Linked DNA regions of Homo sapiens: regions 1, 3, 4 and 5 are each linked to region 2. Evidence: chromatin loops called from intact Hi-C (ENCODE). Cell type or tissue: B cell. All regions are shown on one strand. Links, peaks and the distances in the headings refer to the core of each region. The heading gives the core; the rest is flanking DNA.

Region 1 (6,615 bases), core at 1,480-5,479, 73 kb after region 2:
ATTGTGAATGGGAGTTCACTCATGATTTGGCTCTCTGTCTGTTATTGGTGTATAAGAATGCTTGTGATTTTTGCACATTGATTTTGTATCCTGAGACTTTGCTGAAGTTGCCTATCAGCTTAAGGAGATTTTGGGCTGAGACGATGGGGTTTTCTAGATATACAATCATGTCATCTGCAAACAGGGACAATTTGACTTCCTCTTTTCCTAATTGAATACCCTTTATTTCCTTCTCCTGCCTGATTGCCCTGGCCAGAACTTCCAACACTATGTTGAATAGCAATAAAGATCTAAAACTGACACCCTAACATCACAATTAAAAAGTAGAGAAGCAAGAGCAAACACATTCAAAAGCTAGCAGAAGGCAAGAAATACCTAAGATCAGAGCAGAACTGAAGGAGACAGAGACACAAAAAAACCTTCAAAAGATCAATGAATCCAGGAGCTAGTTTTTTTAAAAAGATCAACAAAATTGATAGACTGCTACCAAGACTAATAAAGAAGAAAAGAGAGAAGAATCAAATAGATGCAATAAAAAATGATAAAGGGGATATCACCACCGATCCCACAGAAATACACACTATCATCAGAGAATACTATAAACACCTCTATGCAAGTAAACTAGAAATTCTAGAAGAAATGGATAAATTCCTTGACACATACACCTTCCCAAGACTAAACCAGGAAGAAGTTGAATCTCTGAATAGACCAATAACAGGCTCTGAAATTGAGGCAATACTTAATAGCTTACCAACCAAAAAAAGTCCAGGACCAGACGGATTCACAGCCGAATTCTACCAGAGGTACAAGGAGGAGCTGGTACCATTCCTTCTGAAACTATTCCAATCAATAGAAAAAGAGGGAATCCTCCCTAACTCATTTTATGAGGCCAGCATCATCCTGATACCAAAGCCTGGCAGAGACACAACAAAAAAAGAGAATTTTAGACCAATATCCCTGATGAACATCGATGCAAAAATCCTCAATAAAATACTGGCAAACCGAATCCAGCAGCACATCAAAAAGCTTATCCACCATGATCAAGTGGGCTTCATCCCTGGGATGCAAGGCTGGTTCAACATATGCAAATCAATAAACATAATCCAGCATATAAACAGAACCAACGACAAAAACCACATGATTATCTGAATAGATGCAGAAAAGGCCTTTGACAAAATTCAACAACCCTTCATGCTAAAAACTCTCAATAAACTAGGTATTGATGGGACGTATCTCAAAATAATAAGAGCTATCTATGACAAACCCACAGCCAATATCATACTGAATGATCAAAAACTGGAAGCAGTCCCTTTGAAAACCGGCACAAGACAGGGATGCCCTCTGTCACCACTCCTAATAGCTCCTTTTTCTAGTCTAACCAGTGGCTGGATTTGATAATACATCTTGCACTGTTTTGATGAGAGGTGATACGGTCCAGGGGTTAGGAGCCAGAAAGGTCTGGAGTCAGACAAACTTCATCATCAGACCTGAGCTGCCACTTCCTCTTGTGTGGTGATCCTCACAAGCCATGACCCTCTCTGATCAAAGTGTCCACAGCACTTCAGGAGACTGAAAGCCTGTGTCTACAAGCACTGACAAGTGGGACGCTGGAGGCGTTCAGTCAACATTGTTCTTAATAATATTGTCTGTCGCCGGGTGCAGGACTCAGACCTGTAATCCCAGCACTTTGGGAGGCCGAAGCGGGCGGATCACCTGAGGTCAGGAGATCAAGACCAGCCTGACCAACAGGGGGAAACCCCATCTCTACTAAAAATACAAAATTAGCCAGGCATGGTGGCACATGCCAGTAATCCCGGCTACTTGGGAGGCTGAAGTGGGAGAATCGCTTGAACCCAGGAGGCAGAGGTTGCAGTAAGCTGAGATCGGGCCATTGCACTCCAGCCTGGGCAATAAGAGCAAAACTCCATCTCAAAAAAAAAAAAAAAATTGTCTGTCCTCCAAAGACAAACTACTGAGTCCACCACCTGCTAGCTATGTGACCTCAGCTGATTAACTTATCCTCTCTGCCATTTTCTCATCTCCAAGATGAAAACAAGAATTCCTACGTTCCAGGCTGGTTTTGAGAATTATTAGATGATATCATTCAGGAAAAGCACAGTGCGCTGGGTGAGGTGGCTCACGCCTGTAATTCCAGCACTTTGGGAGGCCAAGGTGGGTGGATCACCAGCAGTCAGGAGTTCGAGACCAGCCTGGTCAACATGGCGAAACTCCGTCTCTACTAAAAATACAAAAAATAGCCGGGTGTGGTGACAGGCGCCTGTAATCCCAGCTACTCAGGAGGCTGAGGCAGGAGATTCACTTGCACTTGGGAGGGAGAGACTGCAGTGAGCAGAGATCACGCCACTGCACTCTAGCCTGGGTGACAGAGCGAGACTCAGTCTCAAAAAAAAAAAAAAAGTGCAGTGGCTTACATATACTGAAACTGAATAAATGGTAGCAATTGTTAATACTGTTGCTATTCCTTCTAAATTCCCGAGTTGCTTGAAGGCAAGAATCTTGTGTATCCACTTCTGTATCCCTAATACTAAATGCCTGGCACATTTTCTTGCAGGAAGGAAAGGAGTAGGCTTCTTCCTGAGGTCCTGCCATGCTCATCCCCAGTGAGCTTGGTTCCTGATTTCAGAGAGAGGCATAGATGGGACACCAAGAAGGCACGTGGCTTGGGTGGGCTGCACAGTGCTGAAAGGTGGAAAGAGGATCTGCTGGAGTGTGGAAGGTTTACAGACGGTAAAATCTGCAGCTGCTCACACACCTACTAGTGGGAGGGGGAGGCTTGCGAAATGTTAAAAATGAGTCGATTTTCTCATATACAACAAGAACAACAACGAAGACAGTGAGGAAAAGAGGAATAAACAAGGTGTGGGTGGAGAAAAACAGGTACCTGAGCCTGGCTCTTGTGAAACAGAACCCTTTAGGAGTAGAGGTGGGGTGGGGAGGGCAGTCACTGGTTTAATACAGATCCTCCCAAATAGGCTGGATCACAGCCGAGCTTACAGATGCTCACTTTGGACTCCTCTGACACCACCAGAGAGATCAAACCCCAGGATATGTTGGTTTTGTAGGTTGTCAGACACGTCAAGACCACTAACTGTTTCTATCAGAATGTAGAAATGTTGCAGACCGTGGAGGGGGCTGTTCAGATGGCCCAGCACTCTGACCGCATGCAAAGGAAGTTCCTTTCGCAACCCGTCCTCTTCCTCCAACTGTAAAGTAAGATTATGAAGCAGAATCAAGAGCCTACACTGAACCTCAAAAGGGAAAGCCCAGGGTTGGGGACTCCCAGTGCAGCATGGTCAATGGTGCCACCCCAATACCACCTGCACCAACATCACCTTCAATAGCAGGACTTATTCCCCTGTGGCTCCATAAACTGGGCAGATCAATGGAGAAGGTGCAGCCTGAAAACCCTGGAGGCATCCCCTAGAATCTGGGCCCCAAATTCCTAGCTTGGAATCTCCCCCACTTCATTATGTTCTTACCCCAGGCATAACAGTTCTGCTGCTGATCAATCCAATAGGTCTGCTGTACCTAAGAGCTATGATGCACTCAGCCACAGAGCTCTGTGTGATGAAGATGCAAAATGGACTCAGACATCCTCTGAGCTCTTCCCCTAAGTTTTGAAGGTAACTGCTCAGGACAGAAAACTGAGATTGTAAGAGACACTGGTCTCGAAGTGAACTGTCCACAAATCCTGAGGATCGTTCCTTTGAACAAATGTATCTGGTTGTTTTTGTTGTGTGCATTTTTTTATTCAGAATATAAAATATTCTGAAAAGCTATGGAGTCTCACAAACTGAGCTCTAGTAACTAAGACGGTAACTCCAGGAGGGTTCTCTATTCCTAGAATTTCTTCCGTCAGAATAACCAAGTTGAGAGGTTTGTCAAATTTTGTTTCATAAGCTAGTAGTTTCACTTTTATTTAGAATCTAGAGCCAGACAATTGGGTTCCAGTCCTGTCACATCCTGGCTCTGTGACCGTGGATACTAACCCTCTCCATGCCTCAGTTTTCTCCTCTGCAAAATGGGGATGAAAATAATAATACTTACCTCTCAGGAGTGTTGTGGGGATTAATGAGCTAATACATGAGAGCAACTAGAAGAGTACCTGGCATACTCTTAGGTACTTTATTCAGTCAGTATTTAATAAATGTCGCTACATACATAGACTGTCTTAAAGAGCTAATGACCTACTTTTATTTTTAAAGATCTCCAATGGTAGGTTTCAACTTTTAGTTTAGAAATACAGAGGCAGTATAAAATAGTGGTTAAGAACATGAACTATAAAGCCATATTGCCTGGGATTGGATCCCAGCTCTGCCCCTTTTTCACTGTGTTAATTTGGTCAAGTTACTTAACCTCTCTGAGCTTTAGTTTCCTTATCTGTAAAATGGAGATAATACTGCCTGCAGGTTTAAGTGAGTTGATAAATACAAGCCACATTATAGATAATAGTAGAGATGACAGGTGCCGCTGTCATTGTATCTCTAGGGGAGGTCCCATCAGCAGCTCCCATGATCACATTTGTAAAATGCCAAGATGCCATTCAAAGTCCCAGGAAGCAACTAGGCAGCCAGCCATTCTCTTCCCATCTCAGCTCTGTTGGAAGTTGCTGACCTACAGCTCATCAGTAAATGTGTACCAAGCAGAAATCAATTAAAATCAGCCACACTTGCTGCTGCAGTCTCCTCTGTTCCCATCCCATGGCAGGGCTGAGGGCTAAGGAGGCAGACAGAGGAGCTGTTGCAAGGACAGTGGGAGGGGGGCCACTGGCACAGTACCTCTTGCTGCTCCATGGCAACGGTAGCTGCTAGACAGCAGAGCAGCAACAACACACTGCAGCAAGAGAGGAAAGTCTGACTCCTCTCGCCAGGCAAAGCACCAGGCCATTCACAAGGCCAGAAGACAGGAAGACCCCGGCCCTAAACAGCAGCCCTGATCATGGGACCCAGCCCAACCTCTGACTCCTGGCATAGAAAAACAACACACATACGAGTCCTTCCTCCAGGCTCACCTGCCCTGGGAAGCCACAAATCCACAGACAAACTTGGTATCTCTGTCTTAGTCTACTCCTGCTGCTATAACAAAATATCCTAGACTAAGGAATTTATCAATGTATTGCTCACAGTTCTGGAGGCTGGGAAGTCCAAGATCAAAGCAATAGCAGATTCGGTGTCTGGCAAGGCACCAAACAGTGATGCCTTCTGTGTCTTCACATGGCAGAGGGGTGAAGAGGCTCCCTCAGGCCTCTTTTATAAGGGCACTAATTCCATTCATGAAGGCAGAGCCCTCAAGACCTAATCACCTCCCAATACTATTGCATTAGGGATTAGGTTTCAACACTTGAATTTGTGGGGGGTACACAAACATTCAGACCATGGCAACCTCTAAACTTTGCACACAGCTCATGGGCTGTGTGACCCTGGATCCTTGCTCAACATTGTCAGGTACACAGGAAAAAATTCACAGGAGAGCTCATGCTAGGTGGAGCTGTGAGGCTCTCACTGGGGACAGAATTAAGTGTTTCAACAGGAATGGAACTAGAGGTACTTTGGGCAGGCAGCAGAGGGGAAGATTCCTGGAGAAGGGAGCTGGATCTTAAAGGACAAAAGGAAATAAAGGAAGAGGCAGGGAGAGAGGGACAGACATAAGCCTCATAAAACATCCACCCAGGGAACACCTTTCTACCCAAAAAGAAACTAATCATTTCAAACAAATGTTTCTCTACCCTCTAGGAAAGGATTGCATTTTCTGCCAGATCTGATTGAAGCAGGCAGATATTTTGTAACTGCACCTCCTTGCCTAGCAAAAAATGTTCCAACTTGTCAGTCATCCTCCATCTCAGGTGCATTCTGCCTGCTCCAGGTGATGTGGCCCATCTGACACATGCAGCTCATTTTCCCAAATATTCCTGCAGCTCAAACTGGCAAGCGTAAGGGATACACTACTTTGTCAGTGTGATAGTGTACTCCATTCTTTAGAGACAGCAACAAGTTTTGCAAATTGGTCCTGATAAAGAACCTCAGATTTAAATGTATTGGGCGGGAGGTGTTCCATCAGGAACAATTTGCAAAACTTGCCAACATAAAATTTACATATACATGTGTGTGTATATATATTTATATTCATTCACCTTACAAGAAGACTGCCTTACACTAGATACTTAAGTCTCTGGGTCTCAATTTCTATAACTATAAAAGTATATATTTTCTCAGGCTCAGGCACTATGGGGAAAAGATTCTAAGGTTCCATTCAGGTTCAGCACAGAGAAAGGTGCTGGGATCCATTAGTGATGTCTGCCGTACTCACACTAGGGGAACATGGGAGGTGTATGTACCTGTAGGTGTTTGTAATTTCCCGAACAGAGGGTAATTTCGACTTTCTAAAGACCTATTCTTTCAAACATTCTGAGCATTGAGTTATAAAGGCCACACTCATGGGTTCAAAGGAGTCCCTCTGCTGCAAAGAGAGGAAAAAGGCTGTCTGTGTTGAGAAGATCCCTCCAGAACCCACCCTCACAATCCCTGAGAGCACACCCCACAGGTCCTCAGGTGAAAGTCACAAAGTTGCTCCTCTGCCAGGACCTGTGGGGATGGA
Region 2 (6,615 bases), core at 1,586-5,585:
GGCAGCATCCTGCATGCGGGACTCAGAAAGAAATCAGGGGAGGGGCTAGTGTGAGCAAAGCGCTGGAGAGTATGGTGCCATCACCAAGGTCCCCAAAGAACATGTTTGCTGAAGCCACCATGATGACGAGCTTGATCATGACAGGCAGAGCTGGTGAGGGTGGAAGAAGAGATGATGGCCCCACTGGGAGCCACACCCTAATTTGTAGGTAGATGGATACCCTTTAGGATAAAGAGTGGTGCTCTGTCAACTCATCTTATTTGGTGCTGTTGTTTTTTCTTGTTTGAGGTTTGTTTATCCTTTCATTTCCTAGTTTAATTTCCTTTTAATAAAGCTCTAATCTTGTCTTGGCTCACCTAATGGGAAAAGGGATTAGTCCACAGCTAAGCCAAGGGGAGGGTGGGGGGGAAGGACTTGGAGCCCTTGGAGGCCAGGACCAGCAGGGGAAGGTGAGTGGGTGGGAAGGGCCCCCCAGAGCCCAGGCAGACAAACAGCAAACTCAGAAGGGGCCAAAATAAAGACAACTGCGGTGCCCACCCCCACCTGCAGGTTGCTTTTCCAACAAGCCCAGCTGGGCTTCCAACACAAATATTTCTTGCAAAGCAGAATAGGAGGCCTGAGCTCCAGTCCTGGCCCAGCCCCCTGGCTCTCTGTTGGGTCAGTTCTTTAACTTCCTGAGCCTCAGTTTCCTCACCTGTATGGTGGGGATGAGAATCACAGATTCCACCTCAGAGGATTATTGCCAAGTACCTGGCTCAGAGTGGGTGCCCTCCAACCATGGGAACTATTATTATTAATTTAAAAGTGGAAGGCCGGGCGTGGTGGCTCACGCCTGTAATCCCAGCACTTTGGGAGGCCGAGGTGGGCAGATCACGAGGTCAGGAGATCGAGACCATCCTGGCTAACATGGTGAAACCCCGTCTCTACTAAAAATACAAAAAATTAGCCGGGCGTGGTGGCGGGTGCCTGTAGTCCCAGCTACTTGGGAGGCTGAGGCAGGAGAATGGCGTGAATCTGGGAGGAAGAGCTTGCAGTGAGCCATCATGCCACTGTACTCCAGCCTGGATGACAGTGCAAGACTCTGTCTCAAAAAACAAAACAAAACAAAAAAAGTGGAAGAAGGCTCGCTGCAGTGATCTGTCCTCAGGTTTCATGCAGATAAGCCATGGGCCTGTTCCAGCACAGGGCTGGTCTCTACAGCAAATCCTACCAGCTCTGCTCCTGCACTATCTTCCAGACTGAAGCCTCTAAGGGGTCTCATCCCAACCCTACTTTCAAGGGACAGATCTGAGATGGAGGTCCAGCCAGTCTTCCCCTACCTACACTGGTCAGTCTGCCACCGGGCTCTGAGACAGAACCACCCCAGCTGCACTCTGCCTGCCAGGGCCAGGGCCAGGACTCAGCCAGAGACTCCAAACCTGACCCTCTTCATCGCCTCCCCAGTGCTGCTTCAAGGATTTGAAAACCAGAAGCAGGAAAGCTCCCCTAGAAAGAGGGCATGCTGGCTTGGCAGGATGCCCAGGCAGCACCACGCCAGCTGCAGGGAGCCCAGGTGTGTCTTTTTGGCAGATGCAAGCAGGGCCACTCTGCCTTTGAAGAAAGAGGATTGGCCACACGTTAGACACTGAAGGCAGGAAACAGAATCTGGCCTCAGTGAGGGCTGGAACCAAGGAGAAACCACTTACAAGATGGCTGAGGAAAGACATCAGTAGGGAGGCCACCGAGTGGAATCATAAGCGGTGGAGAGTCAAAAGGCAACCTGAGACGAAATGCAGCAAGTGCATGCGGGAGTCCACCCAGATGCAGGGAAGGTAGGGGGTGTCCAGGAGCTTCCATGGACAGATATCCAGGAGGTGCACGCTGGGAGGGTGGCTGCGGCAGAGATTTCCCAGCAGCCTCTGAGCAGCAATAAGCACAGTGAGGAGGAAGCAGAAGTCCCTCTCTTCAGAGGAAGCAGTTCTCCATCCCGTGAGCCAATCCACAACTGGCCGGACAGCTCCTTGCAGAAACCGTCCAAGAAAAGCAGTCTCCACTAGCAGATAGCAAAGGCAGAGAGACCTAAGAGGTTCCTTTGTTTGCTAACTGCACCCCTAAACTCCAGAGGAAATAAGAAAATTCAAATTGCTTCCTCTTGGTACCAGAGGAATCAGGTTTGACAAGTCTCTTTATGAGATGACAGCTGAGAAATGTTCTAGAGAGGTCCCTTCTTACCCTGGGTTAAAACAGTGAAGTCTTGGCTTTCCAGGAGCTGGAAAACACGCTCATGAGACCCAGACCAGATTCTCAGGCACAACTGATGTTTCCATCCCTGATCTAGAATAAGCCATTCCAGGCAAAGGAATTTTCCAGATAGGAAAAACTCCTCAAGTGCAACAACAAAAAAAAGTCATGAGAACTTTGTGTGTGTGTGTGTGTGTGTGAAGAAAAAGTCTCTGAATGTCCTCTTAAGTTCCTCAAATGGAAATCCCCTAAATGTGCTGGAGTTCTTGAAAAGAGCATATTGGAAGAAATCTGTTACTGATAATCCCACACAAACACGCTACCCACTACAGTGGCACACTGCCCCTACCATGGTACAGAGGGAAAGACTTGGACTTTGAAAACACAGGGTAGAACCCCATCTCTGCATCTGACGTATCTAACCCTCCAAACTTCTGCTTCCTCATCTCTAAAATGGGTGGTGAGGAGCAACAACAAGGTTTGCGGTTTTTTGTTTTGCTTTGTTTTAAGAGATAGGGTCTTGTTCTATTGCCTAGGCTGGAACACAGTGGCACAATCATAGCTCACTACAGCCTCAAATTTTTGGGCTCAAGCTATCCTCCCGCCTCAGCCTCCCACAAGTAGCTGGGACTACAGGCATGTGCCGTCATGCCCAGCTAATTTTTTAATTTTTTTGTAGAGACAGGGGTCTCACTATGTTGCCCAGGCTAGTCTTGAACTCCCAGCCTCGAGTGATCCTCCCGCCTCAGCCTCCCAAAGTGCTGGCATTACAGGTGTGCACCACCATGCCCAGCCTACAACACGGCTTTTTGAGAAGTAAATGAAATGTACAAAACCTGCATGTAGTGGGCATCTAATTGGTATGACAATGTGTTCCTTAAAATACTTTTGAAAGTAATTAGTAGTTGAAAATAAACCTTAGTATTTAAGCAACCTCTACTTGACTACATATCTAGTTGCATAATTTCTTAATTTTAAAAAGTATTCTTGTTTTAATTATAAAAGTAATAAATGTTCATTGTAAAAAAAAAAATCTAAATCCCCAAAATAATTTTAAAAGTTAAAAACCACCTATATTCCAACCACCTAGACACAGGCTTGAGATTTTGTTATGTGTCTTCTCAGAGATACATAACAGGCTGGGTGTAGTGGCTCATAGCTGTAATACTAACACTTGTGAACGCTGAGGCAGGAGGATCGCTTGGGCCCAGGAGTTCTAGGCCAGCCTGGGCAACATGGTGAAATCCCATCTCTACAAAAATACAAAAATTAGCCAGGCATGGTGGCACACGCCTGTAGTCCCAGCTACTGAGGAGGCTGAAGTGGGAGGACTGCTTGAGCCTGGGAGGATGAAGCTGCAGTAAGCCACGATTGCGCCACTGCACTCCAGCCTGGGCGACACAGCAAGACCTTGTCTCAAAATTTAAAAAAATCAAATTAATTTGTAAAAAGTAAAAAAAGAAATGCGCATAGGTACTCTGTCTTTACAATGATACAATTCTTCTATGCATGTCGCTTTGTAATTTTTTTCATGTATGTCTCATGAGCATTTTTTTTCATATTAGAGATCATACTCCCATACTGCCATTCTAAAGGCTGCACAGGATCCCATAGTATGGATATACCATCCTTTAATTACTGCCACATGATATTTTGATCATTTCTAATTTCTCACTACTGTGAACAATACTGAGATGAGTACTATGTACCTACCCAGTTCCTCATTTGGGCTTCTCAGAAGTGTCACTAATGACGTACAGGATCAGATGACTCTGTTGTAAGGATTGTCCTGTGCACCATAGGACGTTCAGCAGCATCCCTGGCCTCAACCCACTAGAGGACAGTAGCAGCTCCCCAGCTCTGACAATCAAAACTATCTTCGGATGTTGCCAAATGTCCTCCCTGGGGTGGATGGGGTGCAAAATCCCCCCTGGTTGAGAACCATGGCTTTAGGATAAACTCCTAGAAGTGCCAGATCAAGGTGATTACAGACTTTTTATTTTCTTATCCATTGCTAAATTGCCCCCAGAAGGTTGAGTGCCCCCGTCAGCACTGGGGAACAGCCATCCTCCTTCTCATGTTTGCTGGTAGGAAGGTGGGTAGGGTCCACCCAGTTTTGTTTTTAATTAAATTAATAGATTCTCTTTTTTGAGCAGTTTTAGGTTGACAGAAAAATTGAGTGGAAAGTATATAGAGCTTCCATATACATACACTCATACCTTAACCCCCAGTTTCCCATTATTAATGAAGCAGGATACTTCCCTGACCCCTTTGCAGGCAGGAACTGGAGTACATGGGTGCTGGCAGGGGCAAATTCCACTCACTCACTGTTCCACCCCTCAGAGGAGGGGGAACACAGGTGAATGGGTGCAGGAGGTGGGGGTGAACGCTTTTGGGTGCCAGCAAGAGCGAACTCTGTACTGACCCTGTGGCAGCATCTAGGGGAGGGTGTCCATGACCCCTGAAGCCCCGGAAGAAGTGTTACAGTGCCCTTTTAGCTTTGCCATCCATGGACAGATTAAGTGTTAACAGCTCAGTGGATGGTCCATGTGACAGACACCCTTTTGCATTCACATTTGTGGCACCTGAGTTCTTGTCTGGCATCCAGGAGGAATGAGGTCACACAAATGACTTGAAGATGGCCAATGTGGGGGATTTTATTGCCAGTGAAAGTGGCTTTCAGCAGGAAGGGGAGCTAAAAAGGGGAAGGAGTGGGAAGGTAATTTTCCCCTGGAGTCCAGTGGTCCCCGATTGGACTCATCTCTAAAGCTATGCCATCAAGCTGTCCCTCTGAAGTCAAGCTGCTTCTGACATCCAACTGTAGTCTCCAATGTCCAGCTGCTTCTCCCCTCTCTGTTGGCTGAGCCTGGGGTATTTATGGGCACAGGATGGGGGTCGGGGCAGGCAACATTTGAGCGGGAAAACAGGGATGTAAGGTCTCACTTTGGGCTACAGTATTAGGCTTTTCAGCTTGAGGGTAGGGACCTCGCTGGGGACCAACCCTCTTCTGCCCAGAATTTCCCTGCCTCCTGTCCCTATCATTAATATCTTGCATTGGTGTGGTACATATGTTGTGACTGATGAGCCACTGTCAATGCATTCTTATTAATTGAAGTCCATAGTTTACATTAGACTTCATTCTTTGTGTAATGTCATGTATCCACCATTAAAGCATTGCATAGAGTAGTTTTCTGTCCTAAAAATCCCTTGTGCTCTTCCTGTTCATCCCTCTCCCCACCTCCTGAAACCCTGGCAACCACTGATCTTTTTACTGCCCCCATAGTCATTTACTGCTGTTTACAGACATTTGCCAACTTTTACAGAATGTCATATAGTTGGAATCATACAGAACGTAGCCTTTTCAGATTGACTTCTTTCACTTAGTAATATGCACTTCAGGTTCCTCCATATCTTTTTGTGGCTGGATGGCATATTTCTGATTGCTGAATAATATTCTGTTGTATGGATGCATCATAGTGTGTTTATCCCTTCACCTGTATAAGGGTATCATGGTAGCTTCCAAGTTTTGGCAATTATGAATAAAGCTGCCATAAACATTTGTGTGCAGATTTTTGTGGATACATAAGTTTTTAGCTCATTTGAGTAAATACTAAGGAGTGCAACTGCTGGATCACATGATAAGAGGATGTTTAGTTTCATAAGAAACTGCCAAACTGTCTTCCAAAAGGGCTGTATCATTTTGCATTTCCACCCGCAGTGAATGAGATTTCTGTTACTCCATGTCTTCACCAGCATTTGGTGTTGCTGGTGTTTTGGATTTTAGACATTCTAATAGGTATTAAGTGTTATTTCATTTTTGTTTTAATTTGTAATTCCCTAACGACATATGATGTAGAGCATCCTTTCTTATGCTTACTTGCCATCTGTAGATCTCCTTTGGCGACATCTGTTTGTATCTTTCACCCATTTTTAACTGGGCTGTTTGTTCTCTTATTGTTGAATTTAAGAGTTCTCTGTATATTTGGTATATGAGTCTTTTTTTAGGTATGTGTTTTGCAAACACAAGCTGGTTGAGACCACCGACCTCCAACTGGGCCTGCACAAAGGCATGAGAGGTGACCTTTTGACATCAGAGGGCCAAACACTACTCCCTCAGATCATGTTAATGCCACCATTTTCTGAACTCTTATTCCGTGAAGGGCAATGAAGCTTGACCACGTATGCATGGATTGCCAATTACCTCATGTTCTCTTACCCACAATCGCCTTTCCCCATGCCTCAGGCCACCTTGCTCCTCTATCCCATAAAGATCCCTAAAATCCCATCTTTGGGAAGGCAGATTTGAGACCTGTTCTCCTACCTCCTAGCTTGGCTGCCTCATGAAAAAATTACTTCTCTTTAGGAAAATCCATCATCACAGTGATTGGCTTACTG
Region 3 (4,000 bases), core at 1-4,000, 260 kb after region 2:
TAAGAGAATAAATTTGTGCTGTTTTTAGCCATTCTATTAGTAGTAATGTGTTAGAGCAGCAATTGAAAACAAGTAAACCTATGCTAGGGCTGGGATGGGAGAGGTACAAAAATTAGTGACAATAGGAATGGCAGGGCATGGTGGCTCACGTCTGTAATCCCAGCACTTTGGGAGGCTGAGGTGGCGGGATCACCTGAGCTTAGGAGTTTAAGACCCAGCCTAGGCAACATGGTGAAACCCTGTCTCTACTAAAAACACCCCCCTCCAAAAAAAATTAGCCAGATGTGGCAGTGCACACCTATAATCCCAGCTACTTAGGAAGATGAGGTGAGAGGATCACTTGAGCCCCAGAGGCAGATGTTGCAGTGCACTGTGATCATGCCACTGCACTCCAGCCTGGGTAACAGAGTGAGACTATGTCTCAAAAACAATAATAATAATAATAATGGCCGGGCGTGATGGCTCACGCCTGTAATCCCAGCACTTTGGGAGGCCAAGGCGGGTGGATCACAAGGTCAGTAGTTTGAGACCAGCCTGGCCAATATGGTGAAACCCCATCTCTATTAAAAATATAAAAATTAGCTGGACATGGTGGTGTGCACCTGTAGTCCCAGCTACTCAGGAGGCTGAGGCAGAAGAATCACCTGAACCTGGGAGGCCGAGGTTGCAGTGAGCCAAGATCGTGCCACTGCACTCCAGCCTGGGTGACAGAATGCGATTCCATCTCAAAATAAATAAATAAATAAATGTGATAAAATAATAACTGCCAATGTCCATCAAGCACTTACTCGATGCTGGGGCTGGCATGGTGGCTCCCTGCCCGTAATCTCAGTGCTTTGGGAGGCCAAGGTGGGAGGATCACCTGAGCCCAAAAGTTGAAGGTTACAGTGAGCTATGATCGTATCACTGCACTCCAGCCTGGACAACAGAGCAAGATCCTGTCTCTAAAAAAATAAAAAATAAAACTTCACTACACTATGAGATGAGATGAGTGTCTTTATTATCTCCAGATGACAGTTGTGAACCTGAGGCTCACGAAGGTTAAGTAACATTAAGTAACATTCCTAAGAGGGCACCATAGCTGTGGGTGGTCAAGACAGGATTTGGACTCAGTCCAGAATCTAGCAAAGATGTGTACAAGTCTTGCCCAAGGCACACTGCTAGCGGCAGAGGCAGGACAAAACCTTGAGCCTCCCAACTGACTCCAGAGGACTCTTTCCCTAAAGTATACTTAACGTGGTGGGGTAGATCAAAGTATCTGCAGGGGGCAGGATCTGGAAGGGGTGTGGGCATTGAGCCAGCCTGGAAGGGACGTGGAGCCCAGGGTAGATTCTTTAAGATTCTTTACAGGCCTGGCCGGGGTGTTGACACTTCATAACCACACAGAGGCTCCGCGTGGGCATGCTTGTCTCAGCAGCCCACACGGAGGTAGGTGCTTCTGACATCTCGCAGGAGCCTCCAACCAGCACCACCTCTCAAGCCTTCCCTCCTTTGTCAGTAGGGAAGTCAGAGAAAGTATTACCAAGTCCACCAACCCAGAGCTCGTGGGGTCCTTGCAGCTTCTAGACTCTAAAGTGCATCTCACTTAAAGAACAAATGCCCCACAGACCAAATCTAGCTAAACAGAGGTTCTTCGGTCCACTGTTGGCCTCCAAGAGCAACTGTATGTTTTGAGCGCCACCTAGTGGTACCCAGGGCCCCCAGCGTTTTTGACTTCTCAAACCTGCCCTTAAGGACGGAGCTCCTACCTCCCGCCTCGGAGGTCTCTCCAGGTAGGCTAAGGTGACTTAGAGGACCGCCAGCCCCTTCTGGTTCCAGAGCTCTTCAGAGAGGTCCAAGGCCAACTGGTTCCTCGAAACTGTGGGTTTACATCGGGACTGCCCCATCCTGGGCTCTGCCTGTCAAGAATGCTGTCCTGGATTAGGGCACAGGAGAATGCGTTTTGTCATTGATCTGGAGGGAGGGAAGGCATGTGGAGGAATCAGCATCTCATTTCAATGTGAGAGAAACTAATGGAGGGAAGAGAATTTTTTAAAGCTAGTGAGAACACACATTCATTTGACAACTTAGTTAAAAAGGACCGATTCCTTGAAAAATACAAATGACTACAACTCACCCAATGTGAACTAGATAATTTGAGTATGCCTACAACTGTTAAGGAAATCGAATTTGCAATTTTAAAACTCCCAAAAAAGAAGTCTCCAGATCCAGATGGTTTCACTGAAGAATTCTACCAAATGTTTAAAGAGGAATTCACACCATCTCTCTACATTCTCTTTCAGAAAATAGAAGAGGAGGGAACACTTTCCAATTCATTTTATGAAGATAGTATTTCCCTGATATTAAAACCACAGATAGGAATGAGTACAGTGGCTCACATCTGTAATCCTAGCATTTTGGGAGGTCAAAGTGGGAGGATGACTTGAGCCCAGGGGTTCAAGACCAGCCTGGGCAACAAAGTGAGACACTGTCTCTATAAAAATTACAAAAATTAACCAGGCATGGTAGCATGTGCCTGTAGTCCCAGCTACTCGGGAAGCTGAGGCCAGAGGACTGCTTGAGCTTAAGAGGTTGAGGCTGCTGGCTGGGCACGGTGGCTCACACCTGTAATTCCAGCACTTTGGGAGGCCGAGGTGGGCGGATCACTTGAGGTCAGCAGTTCGAGACCAGCCTGGCCAAGATGCCGAAATCCTGTCTCTACTAAAAATACAAAAATTAGCCAGGCATGGCGGCACATGCCTGTAATCCCAGTTACTCAGGAGGCTGAGGCAGAAGCATCACTTGAACCTGGGAGGCAGAGGTTACACTGAGCCAAGATCGCGCCACTGAACTCCAGCCTGAGCAACAGAGAGAGACTCTGTCTCAAAAACAAACAAACAAATAAATAAAACCAAGGTAGTAAAAAAAACCTACAGATCAATATCCCTCATGAATATATACATGAAAATCCTTAACAAAATATTAGCAAATAGAATTCAGCAATATATCTCAAGGATTGTACAGGATGACCAACTGGAGTTTATTCCACAGATGAAAGGGTAGTTGAATATTTGAAAATCAATCAATGCAATCCACCATATTAACAGGTGAAAGAAGAGAAATAATATGATCATATAAATTAATGCAGAAAAAGCATTTGACAAAATTCAGCACCCATTTGTAAAAAAAAAAACTTACAAAACTATAGCTAACACACTTAATGCTTGAAAGACTAAATGCTTTCCCCCACAAAATTAGTGACAAGGCCAGGAGGTCCATTCTTTTTTTTTTTTTTTTTTTTTTTGAGACAGAGTCTCACTCTGTCACCCAGGCTGGAGTGCAGTGGCATGATCTCGGCTCACTGCAAGCTCCACCTCCCGGGTTCACACCGTTCTCCTGCCTCAGCCTCCCGAGTAGCTGGGACTACAGGCGCCCGCCACCACGCCCGGCTAATTTTTTTTTTTTTTTGTATTTTTAGTAGAGACGGGATTTCACCGTTTTAGCCAGGATGGTCTCGATTTCCTGACCTTGTGATCCACCTGCCTCTGCCTCCCAAAGTGCTGGGATTACAGGCGTGAGCCACCACGCCCAGCCAGGAGGTCCACCCTTATTCAGCATAGTGCCAGAAGTTATAGCTAGTGAAGTCAGGCTAGAAAAAAGAAAAAGGCATACAGTTTTGCTTATGTTTGCAAATCAAGAAGATTAAGGTCACTTATGAAGCATAACGGGCTTTGTCTGCTCAGGGATTCTTCACACTGGTCTTCATCTTAATTTATTTTAACACTACAGAGATGAGGAAATCACTTGAGAAATTTTGTAATGAACTAGCAAAGCCCAAGTTCCACTCCCCATGACTGGCTTCCTCTGGTCCAGGGTAGGGCCTGAGCATCTGAATTTTGTAACACTGCCCAGGTGATTCTAAGGTGCACATTTAGCAAATGTGAGAACCACTTTACTAAAGGGAGAGCTTCCAAAAAACACCCAAATACAGCGCATCTCCAGGTTTGGTTCCTGACCAGTT
Region 4 (4,000 bases), core at 1-4,000, 60 kb after region 2:
GCTAACGTGGTAAAACCCCATCTCTACTAAAAATACAAAAATTAGCCAGGCATGGTGGCATATACCCGTAGTCCCAGCTACTGGGGAGGCTGAGGCATAAGAAGCGCTTGAACCCGGGAGGCAGAGGTTGCAGTGAGCGTAGATTCTACCACTGCACTCCACCCTGGGTGACAGAGTAAGACGCTGTGAAAAAAAAAAAAAAAGAAGAAAGAGAAAGAAAACAACTTTGTTAAAATAGAGTACTTTTTACACTTTCTTTCACATTGTATAGTATTCTTCCCACTAAAAATGATGACTCAACATAATGCCAGATCCAAATCAACTCTAAGTGTTAGAGATGCTACTGAAAATCAGGCAAGTTCTAAACAAAGAGTTGGAATTTCCCCAACAAAAACCAAACAATTATCTATCTGCAGCCACTGATGTGAATATTTTTACTCAAGGGATCTTTGGACGGGGTGCGGTGGCTCACGCCTGTAATCCCAGCACTTTGGGAGGCCGAGGAGGGCGGATCACTTGAGGTCGGGAGTTTGGGACCAGCCCGGTTAACATGGTGAAACCCCATCTCTACTAAAAATACAAAAATTAGCTGGGTGTGGTGGCAGGTGCCTGTAATCCCAGCTACTCAGAAGGCTGAGGCAGGAGACTTGCTTGAACCCAGGAGGCAGAGGTTGCAGTGAGCTGAGATCTCGCCACTACACTCCAGCCTGGGCGACAGAGTGAGACTCCATCCTCAAAAAAAAGAGAGAGATCTTTGAAAACTGAGAGCACAAGGCATTTGTTTAATTTCTGCATATTTTAGGAATATAGGATGCTTAAGTATAACTTAAGTTGCTGCCATCAAGAAGTGCTGAAGGGGTAAGGGAGATAAAAGCAGGTGTCAGAATCGATCTGAAAATGAATAGGGGAGGCCCCAGACAGGGGCAGAGGGTGCACACGTGAGCTTTGGGGGAGGCTAGGCTGTGTGTCAAGTGTGGTTGTTGAAATATGGTCAGAGGGAAAAGGCCATTGGAGCTGCATCTGATGAAACACGCCCACGGTCCCCCAATCTCCCTCACTCCCTGCTTCCCTTCTTGTGAATCCAAGATGCAAAGCTGAGCCCCATTCCATAGACCCTCCAAAGATATGGAATGGGATCAGAATGATCCCAAGGAGGGGAAAAAGAATCAAAGCCACTGTAGTGGTTTCTCCCCAGGGAAATCCAGGGAAACACTCACAATTTTAAGGAGGGTTTCATCTTAAAGTAAAGATAAAAAAGTGTTATGACAAAATGGAGAGACAAGGTCCCATCTTTATCCAGAAAGTAAGAAAACCATGTACAAGATTTCTGTTGCCTTGATAAGCAGGAAGGCATGGCCCCAGTATACAACACATATGTATGTGGCCGCACTTAGATATTAAAATTCCCTCCAAGTTGGCCAGGCAGGTCTATTTGTGCAGGCAAATTAAAAAGCTGTAAGACAATAAGGTGTCTGCAAATGGTTACAGCTACAAGAGGATATGAAGCTATTTGCATGTCTGTCTCTAGGGGAAGCAGCCAGATGTGTTAGAAACAGTTCCAGTTCAGAGCTTGCGGCCACCTGTGAGCTGGGTGACTTGGGGAGAAGGAAAACAGGTACAAGCAGAAGACATTTGGAGTTCCGGCTCTATACAATGCTGAATGCCAGGCAGGCACTTCAGTGGAAGTCATTTTATATAACCCTCCCTTCCTCACTACCATCCCGAGATGTATTATTTCTATCATACAGATGAGGAAACAAGTGCAGAGAGGTTCTTGCCAACGGTACACAGTTAATAAATGACAGATCCTCTAGGATGATACAGCAGGGAAATGTTTATTATCTCTGAGTGTTCCCAACAGTGATTGGCCCCATGAGAAGGGCGTGCAGAGGGGACGTGAAATGCACAGAAAGAACTTAAACTCCAGTTGCATCCCTTAGTAAAGATAATAACATGAAAACAGGGGCCTGGGGTTTAAGTAACTCAGTAAAGGTGATGGGGCAGGGGCAACATATCTGTCTGACACATCTGGTCAAAATGCTGACATCAAAGTCTTCAAGCACAAACACACGCACACACACATGACTACCCCAACGCTGATTTCATTGCTCAGGAGCAGAGCACTGTAGCCAAGGGTAGGCTCTAAGGGTGTTAGAATTCCTGCCTCAAATCCTGGCCCCTCCACTGGCCAGCAGAGTGATCTTCTGCAAGCTTCTTAACCCCCTGCATCTCAGTTTGCTCACCAATAAGATGGAAATAATGAGAGAACCTGCCTGATAAAGTTATTAAGAGGAGGACATGAGCGGAAAGCACTGAGTGCATTGGCTGCCACAACTCTCAGGCGCACATTTCCATATTTCAATTTCTCGCAAATAAGGATGCATCCTACAACCATAGTCTTCTTAGACTGGATGAAATAAGGATAGAATGATGATGCTGACGATAATGACGTAGTGCATCCCTTACTTCCTTTCCACCTCCCTCCGTCCCATCCCCATCCCCATCTCAAAGCCCAAACTCCTGGATGGAGTGTTTGTTCTCAACTTCTCTTCCTTTTTCTTTTAGTTTGCTACAAGTTGAATGCTTTGTTTTCCAAGCCAAGACAAATCTCCTCAAATTCAAATGGCAAAGTGCCACAGCATCAAAATGCCCTGTGCCTTCTGAGGCTTGCTAAGATGCAGGGAGGCAGCTCCAGGGTAACAGGCCCTTTGAGACCACCTGTGCCCGAGCCACTCCTCACACAGCCAAGGTCACTGCCCTGGATGTCATGAACAGCTGGGGAAGTCTCTGTCAGGTTAGACAGAGGTAGTGGGTCTTCAGCAGTACCCAGAAAGACCCTCCCCACCCTCCTGCCCACCAAATAACTGCCTCAGCCCTCACTGAGGCCAGAAATCCCAGGCAGTGTTCCTTTAAATCAACGGTTTCCAGTCACTCGACAATGTTTGGCCACTACATCAAATCATAACCAGCTTTCTCAAAGTCTGAAAAACTACAAGAAGTTGTGGTTCAAATAAATAAATAGGGATAAATTTTCCTCAATTATCAAGCTTTCTCCCATAAAACTTTGTTAAACAGTTGACACAGCTGTGCTTGAATCATAAACACAGATATACATATATAAACATAGATAGTACTAATATCTCAACAAATATTAGTATGTCATGAAGACTTCCAGATATCTGCCACCTGGCCAAGCTTGAGGTTGTTCCCCCAGCAGAAGCTAATGCAAGTCAACACCCTGAAGCTAATGAAGGCCAACACCCTTGGGATCAGAGTCCAAAGTCCTCAAGGATAAGGATGCAAGAAGCATCCATTTATCAGAGGTTCTACTCAGAAAAGGCTGATGGGAGAAGTAGCTCCTGCATGTCCAAGGTCAGGAGTTCAGGGACAGAAATCAGGACAGAACAGGAGGGCCAGAAAAACACCAGAAAAGGCAGAAAAGGCACTCAGATTTTTGCCTTTCACTTTGTCCTGATCTCAATAAACATCAATATTCAAGGCTTCACTTGCTTTTCACGATGAGTGTATTGGAACTGAAAGTTCTGAGACAATTATAAGAAATATGAAAACCCAGGCTAGGTGCAGTGGCTCATGCTTTTAATCCCAGCACTTTGGGAAGCCAAGGCAGGAGGATTGCTTGAGGCCAGGAGTTCAAGACCAGCCTGGACTTGAAACCCCGTCTCTACAAAAAAAGAAAACAAGAAATATGAAAATTCCCCTTCCTTCCAACTGAAGTATGGAGCCTCAGAAGACTGAGCACCCATTTCTTGACAAAATCCTCCTGGCCCAGCTATATCCTAGAAGTAAATTACAACAAGTAGAGAGAAAAAATTGGGCTCCCAAACTTCCAGGAAGCTTTGCATGGGGCACAATCCTAGCTGTTATAGAGGTTGAAAGTTAAGTTACATATTTTTCTACCATTCTCTGATTGTGTCTGACATACTGAATATTCATTTATTTTGCCTTTAATTTATCCATAATCGACATGTCTACCATGCAT
Region 5 (6,615 bases), core at 1,516-5,515, 78 kb before region 2:
ACACAACACAAAATGTACCATCTTCTCCTTCCAGTTCAGTGGCATTCAGCACATTGCCATGGCTGTGCAACCATCACCAACCCCCGATCTCCAGAACCTTTTCATTTTCCCTATGGATTCTCTGTACCCATCAAACATGAACTCCCCATTCCCCTCCCCCAAGCCCCTGGTAGCCATCCTCCTGAGGCATCCTGACTACTCCGGGTGCCGTCAGATACATGGTAAAGTATTTGTCCTTCTGTGTCTGGCTTCTTTCAGTTAACATAATGCCCTTCTCACCACTTGAAGGCCACTATTTTCTCTGTTTAGGACTACTTCAGTAGCCCTTTAACTATTCACCACACTACTGCTCTTTTCCCTATAATCTATTTTCAACAGAGCAGCTAAAGTGATTATTTTAAAATGTCAGATCATATCACACTCTCCCTATAAACCTCTAATAGCTCTCCTTCAACTCAAATTTACATAATTGCCTGTAATGCCTTATATGTTCAATTATATACATATACACTTACCACCATGTCTGTGAAATGTCTTTCTCCTACTTCCCCAGTATGAACCCTCAAGGCTCATCCACATAGCTTGTGTCAAAATTTCATTCCTTTCTAAACACTGAACAGAATTCGTTTTATATAGGAACTGTTTTTCTCTGAGAAGAGGTCAGAAAACACCCAGTCCAATCGCTCGGTCTTCTGGGCACTAAAGTGATACGACAGAGCCCCTTTCCAGGGAGGGCCACTTAGGGTCACAGTAATTAGGGGTACCTGGCCAGGGTGAGCAAGGCAGCCCCTCACCCCAGAGTCTAATTTGGGCACCACCTCTTGGCTAACCCAACTCTTACCACCTCCCAGGGGCATGTCTCTCTATGCCAAAGACCCTATAAAGAAGCCAGAGGCAGATATATGGGGCACTCCATGGAGGTTTCATTCTCGCTCTAACAATAAAACTAAAACAGGGAGTGATTTATCGGAGTGAGTGTCGGGAAAGGGGAGCGCAAATTCTCACTTCACTGCAGGCCACAGATTGAACAAGCCTTCAGGGTTAGGGGTGGTGCAGGCAGAGGCCTGGGGCAGACCCACGGCCCCCCAGACGCCCACCCCGCCCGCCAGGCTGTCCTGACTATGTTGTGTGTGTACTTGCTGTGTGATCCCGGGCAAGTCGGCAGCCTCTCTGTTTTCTCATCAGCGATTTTAAGACAGGAATGAGTTAAAACAAAGGGCTCACAGCTGTATTAGGGATATCGTGAGTATTAAATACAGTCCTTGAGGGGCCCAGCTGCCGTTGTTGTCATTGTTGTTAATACTGCTGACTGCTATCATGACTCCCAGGGGAGGTGATACTACGCTCACACCACAGATCAAAAAACTGAGCCACAGGGCCTCAGTCCTGAGGCAGGACTCAGCCAGGCATGTCAGGCTCCTGTCTGGGGTAAGTGGGTCTGACAGGGCACGCCAGCACCACCCCCCTGAGAACTGAGGGACAAAGGCCAAGAAAGTCATTAGCCTTCCCCTAGACACAGAGCAGCCTTCCCGTAGGACACGTGGGTTTGTCTGTGCAGGTTTGAAATCCTTAGGAAGTGACACTTATGAGCGTTCTGGAAAGGTGTGATCCCCATCTCAGCCTCACAAAGGTCTTGGCTCACTTTGATGATGTTTCACTGCCAGGGCCTTTGAGAAAGTCTCCCCTCACCTCCCCCCAGGTATCAGCAGGAAACAGAAAGATGACCTGCAGGGGGATGGGGCCTTGTTTTCTTTGGACACTCTTTCCAGCAACGACTCCAGACAGCAAGGCTGGAAGAGAGAACCAGATCACAGGAAGGAACAGGTGCCAGGCTACGTCCACCATAGCCCGTCCTCTTCCACAAGCAGAAACGATGACGTGTTAGAAATAAAACTCATCCTCACCATTTTTGAACGTCTGCAAAGGCACAATTCATCCACTTTACAGAGGCACTTACACTGTGTTTCAGAAAACCAATCTACCTCATCTAAGTACTGCAGTTCAGTCAATATACAAAATATACTAAAAACCACGGTTAGGGCAGTGCTGAGTTTGGGCATCACACTTAGTTTGTGCTTCCCAGTAGCCAAGGTATAAAGAGAAATATGATGGATTATGAAAACTTTTACCTCTGATGAAGTTAAAAACACACCAAATTGGCCAGGCACAGTGGCTCGCATCTGTAATTCCAGCACTTTGGGAGGCTAAGGCGGGCAGATGGCTTAGCCCAGGAATTCAAGACCAGCCCAGGCAACAATGGTAAAATCTCATACACACACACACACACACACACACACACACACACTTAGCTGAGTGTGGTAGTATGCGCCAGTAGTCCCAGCTACTCCAGGGACTGAGGGGAGCGGATGGTTTGAGCCTGGGAGGTCCAGGCTGCAGTGAGCTATGACTGCATCACTGCACGCCAGCTTGGGTGACAGAGCAAGACCCTGTCTCAAAAAAACCCCCCAAAACCAAACAGGCAAACAACAACAAACCCACAGAGAATTTAGAGGTGGGACGTGGATCTGAGTTTAAACTCCATCACTTGCAGACAGTGCAACCTCAGGCAATACCTTAACTTCTTATTTCCTTGTTTATTAGTCTCAGTAATATCTCAGAATATTGGGGGAATCGCCTGAGCCATGTATGTGGCAGTGCTTTGAAAATTATACAATATCTTCCAGAAATCTGACTTATCATGGAGTATTTATAGTGGTTCTTTCAGTGAAACGATCTATTTTTTTTTCTATGCTGGTTGTGTTCTCTTTGAGGTGGCTCTGAAAACGTTTGTTCACGTAACTCCTTATACCAGGGACGCTGTACAATAGGAAGGACAGTAGTCACACCCCATTTTGAGCACTCATTCTCTATCAGGCGCAGGGGTACACTTGCCTGAGTTTGAATGAGTTGAGCACACTGTCTAACCCATGGCACCTTCACAGACATTCCGGGATAGAAATACCATTAGCATTCCTATTTTGCAGAAGAGGAAGCTGAGGCACAGAGATACATGAACCGATCTGACTCTCTTTCCCATAAAGGTGGCACAGACGGTCAGAGACAGTGAGCCAGTGGGGCCCTGGACCCATGTGGGATTAAAGGCTCTATGCTGAAGGCACCATTCTGAGGTAGCTCTGGTGTGTGTGTGGCTGTGTGTGTCTGTATCTGTGTGGGAGAGAAAGAGAGACACAGAGATAAGCCCCACCAGAGACTTAAGGGCTCAGAGAGCACCAGGGACCCACAGCCCTACTCCTTAAATCTGTGATGCCTGATGAGATGGGGATGGGGATGGGGCCAGGCCCAAACCCAGCTTCTGGCTTTAGGGTTTGCTCTTGCATTAAATTCCCCTTGGTTTCAGCACCACAGGGTGGGTTTCAGTCTTTTGTAAGCAAACATTTCTCAGGGAAGTCATGAGTCTTCCTTTAGAAAAACCAAGGAAGCCAGCTTAGCCGAGGACCAGCCCCGGCCCTGGAGCAAACGCTGCGGGGCACATGAGATGGTTTCTCCGCCCTTCCTACATCCACGACCTCTCAACCTTGCTCCTCTGAGCCCCAGAATTCCAGGCTCACTAGGAGAGGTGAACGGCGTCTATAAGACGTGCTGTCATTTTAAAAGTCCCAAAGCAGCAGCGACTGGTCCACGGTAGACGACATTTCCTGTTTTTGTGAACTTGTTTTGTTTTTTTTTCAAATTAGATTTCTACTCACTGATCCTCTCCATTTTTTTTTTCCCCTTTTTAAAATCAAACAGCAGATCAAAAGAAAAGCAACAGAAAGCTCGTGGTGTTCCTCTGCCTCAAAGGCCAAACGTCTGTGGGTTTTTTGTCTTGGCTGCCGACCGCAGCACGTCACACTGTTTGAAATTTGCAGCTGCGATCATTTATCTTCAGGGGACAGGGGTGGTAGGTGGCCGTGGTCCTGGGGAGACCCCGGGAGACCCTCCCAGCGCATGACATGAGTGTAGCTGCCGTCCAGCCCTAGGTCCTGTCTTCCTGGATGAGGAAATACCGTGCGGGGTCTGGAAGGGGAGGCTGCACGCAGCCCTCAGGGAGAGACACAGCACCAAACGCCTTGGACGCCATGAGTCCCAGCCCTGCCTCTCACGATCGTGAGGCTGTGGGGAGCAACTCGGCCTTCCTCAATTCCAGTTTCTTCATCTGTAAAAAGGGAAAATCCTGGTACCCACTGCATAAGATTGAGGATAAAATTAGACTCTGCAGGTAAAATGCTTGGCACACAGTAGACTCTCAAGACATGGCAGCTGATGCCAGAGTCGGGGAGCTGTCCTGCCTGCAGGGCAGTGTTTCAGGAGGAAGCGTGCTTCTTGGGGCTCCGGATGCCGCCAGCAATGTTTACGAAACTAGACAAGTCCACTTATTCAATTTACAAAAAGCAACATGTTTACAAGCCCCTCCATAGCTTTGGATCTAAAGGCGGAAAAGTGCCTGGACACCAGCGTTAGTCTGGAGAGAGGGAATTCTTCTCAGGAGCCACGGAGCAGGGACCCATTCCTAAACCATTCCCGCTTTTCCTCCAGGAAATGGGTGCAAGACAAGGAAAGCCATGGCCTGGATTGTTACGTAGAAGCAGCTGGGACACAGTGTTCCCTGGGGCATCTGGGGACAGTGGTGCCTGTAACTGTCCCCTGGCCATGGGGTGCAGCCCCCGCCACCCCTCCCTGAGTGCCCAGGGCCAGTCCATCCTCCATGCCACAGCCAGGGCCGGCTGGCCATGCCCCAACTCCTCATTCTGAAGAACACTGAAAATAAAGAGGGGTCCCAGCTAAGAGGGGGTGTTTATAACTTGAAAAATGCTGATAACGCCAGCCAGTCATTTGCCCTGAAGTAGGTAATAGCTAGAGCAGCATTTCTTAGAATTAAAAAAAGACTATGAATAGATAGTTATGCTGTGTCTGCAGTCAGGGCCCTCCAATTAATGGCAGGAAGCCTATGTTTCTGTCGGACTGCAGCCTGAGCCCTGTGTGCGTGCACCTGTGCACGAGAGAGACAGAGTGAAGTGGGCAAGGGGAGCGTGGGTGGATGGTGTGTTGACTTCCAGAACTTCGGATCTCAGGTGGTCACCTAGAAATCCAATTGATGGGAAAGAACATGATTTCCTACTTGTAAGCCAACATGGCATTTCTTTATGCAAGCCCCTTATCTAGAAAGAGATGCTGGTGTCACTACAAAGGGACATGGGGACTCCAGAACTCAACCCTGGCCCACTGAGCATGTATTCAAGCTGGGGAGGCAAGAGCTGTCAGCCTAGAAGACAGTACGTTGCGGAGTGTCTGCTTCCGGGCGTCACCATTCTGGAACCATAGCCACCAAGGCAGAGTCCTGGGGGCCGCGCCTGCAGCCCAGCCCTCACCCAGCAAGAGAGGGAAGGATGAGGAGGCTGGGTTTACTGTGCCCCATTCTGTACCCTCAACCTAAGTGGCCGTTGATCCTCCAAAGGAGAAATGCATTGGGGTTCCATGCACCCTGGAAAGTCGGAGAACCTTCCCCGACAGAAGCTCCTTTCCTGCAATTTACTGTTCAAGCCTTCAGTAACTTCTGCCTTGCTCCTCAAGAACCTCCCTTGTCTTGTTTAATTTAGACCTGGGCAGTAATGAGGACTGTGTCGACTCCACTCTCGTCCACCGGAATGAAATTTTTCATTAAGGAGTTCCTGGGAGACTGGCCAAGTTTACTCTCGCAAGCATTGCATCTGCCTGCTTGCTGCAGTCTTCAGGCTGGCTGGCTAAATGACAGTCCTGGGTGGCAGGGAGGAGACGCCCCCAATTTCAGTTCTAAAGTAGGAGTGATTGCTTACCTCTATGGGGGGCCTGGGGAACTACAAACAATCGCCACTCCTCAAAGGGACTGCAGGTGGCAGGGAGTGTTTTGAAAATATTCATTTTCTAGAAATTCATTCTTCATTAGTAACACACGGAAGGCAGTGTGATGTGGAGAAAGAGCCCAGGCAGCTCACTGAACAGCTGAGTGACACTGGGCTGGCCACACAATCCTTGTCAGCCTCAGTCTCCGTATCTAAGCAGTAGGGATTCAAACGAAATTCCGTCCTCACCTGGTGGTTGTGCAGCTGCAATGGAACAATGTGCGTGAATGGTAGAGAAGTAGGAGGTCAAGCCAGGAAAGAGAGAAGATTCTGGAGTCCAACTCCCTGGGTTCAAATCCCACTTCTGCCACTGACAGACTGTGTGGCTTCAGGCAAGTCACAAAACCCCTCTGTACCACAGCTGTCTCATCTGTCAAATGGGGCTGACAACTGAAACTACTTCAAGGGACTGTCATGAGAATTTAGTGAGGGAATGGGCATCTCATGCTTGGCAAAGTACCTTTCGCATAGTAAGTGCTCAATAAAGATGGGCCCAGGAGTGGGGCCGCTGCTGAATGCAACCAACGCTGGCACGTGGGAGGGGCTCCATGAACAAGTCCTGATTCTGCATCTGGGCTACTGCCCTATTGTCTTTTACTTTTATTTATTAATTTAATTAATTAATTTATTTTGAGACAGAGTCTTGCTCTGTCGCCCAGGCTGGAGTGCAGTGGCACAATCTTGGCTCACTGCAACCTATGCCTCCTGGGTTCAAGCGATTCTCCTGCCTCAGCCT

Evidence for each region. Peaks named below come from ENCODE experiments on the same cell type or tissue, not always from the same donor. Only the 100,000 strongest peaks of a DNase experiment are listed, where the experiment ranks them.
Region 1: a loop joins it to region 2, with 9 times the contacts of the local background. A loop is called at or near these places in 5 of 110 quality-filtered maps.
Region 3: it touches region 2 in a loop (6-fold over the local background); 2 of 110 quality-filtered maps call a loop at or near these places.
Region 4: a loop joins it to region 2, with 7 times the contacts of the local background. A loop is called at or near these places in 4 of 110 quality-filtered maps.
Region 5: a loop joins it to region 2, with 5 times the contacts of the local background. A loop is called at or near these places in 2 of 110 quality-filtered maps.

Annotation. Positions count from the first base shown.
Region 1 is chr12:104,566,497-104,573,111 of GRCh38, reverse strand. The region is part of intron 1 of CHST11 (carbohydrate sulfotransferase 11); the gene reads right to left. Among named protein-coding and RNA genes, the nearest start is that of MIR3922, 22 kb to the left of the region's middle. RefSeq lists an enhancer at 3,053-3,142. In B cell, for the core only: no CTCF peak of the experiment used is centred there; DNase peaks (open chromatin) are centred at 1,481 and 3,211; H3K4me3 peaks cover 1,205 bases; H3K27ac peaks cover 3,411 bases.
Region 2 is chr12:104,639,442-104,646,056 of GRCh38, reverse strand. The region is part of intron 2 of CHST11 (carbohydrate sulfotransferase 11); the gene reads right to left. Among named protein-coding and RNA genes, the nearest start is that of MIR3922, 51 kb to the right of the region's middle. RefSeq lists enhancers at 1,844-1,893, 2,791-2,840. In B cell, for the core only: a CTCF peak has its summit at 4,083 (motif pointing right); DNase peaks (open chromatin) are centred at 1,596, 2,556, 3,412 and 4,006; H3K4me3 peaks cover 1,490 bases; H3K27ac peaks cover 4,000 bases.
Region 3 is chr12:104,379,701-104,383,700 of GRCh38, reverse strand. It overlaps LOC105369949 (a long non-coding RNA gene), which reads right to left. Exons shown (of 4, transcript XR_007063432.1): 2 at 1,749-1,915. Among named protein-coding and RNA genes, the nearest start is that of CHST11, 75 kb to the left of the region's middle. In B cell, for the core only: CTCF peaks have their summits at 1,478 and 1,684 (motif pointing left); a DNase peak (open chromatin) is centred at 1,670; H3K27me3 peaks cover 445 bases.
Region 4 is chr12:104,580,465-104,584,464 of GRCh38, reverse strand. The region is part of intron 1 of CHST11 (carbohydrate sulfotransferase 11); the gene reads right to left. Among named protein-coding and RNA genes, the nearest start is that of MIR3922, 9.2 kb to the left of the region's middle. RefSeq lists enhancers at 627-696, 1,523-1,572. In B cell, for the core only: no CTCF peak of the experiment used is centred there; DNase peaks (open chromatin) are centred at 1,024 and 1,554; H3K4me3 peaks cover 741 bases; H3K27ac peaks cover 3,624 bases.
Region 5 is chr12:104,717,846-104,724,460 of GRCh38, reverse strand. The region is part of intron 2 of CHST11 (carbohydrate sulfotransferase 11); the gene reads right to left. Among named protein-coding and RNA genes, the nearest start is that of MIR3922, 130 kb to the right of the region's middle. RefSeq lists enhancers at 744-1,362, 3,304-3,353, 3,327-3,955, 4,014-4,103. In B cell, for the core only: no CTCF peak of the experiment used is centred there; DNase peaks (open chromatin) are centred at 1,990, 2,290 and 3,780; H3K4me3 peaks cover 1,722 bases; H3K27ac peaks cover 1,354 bases.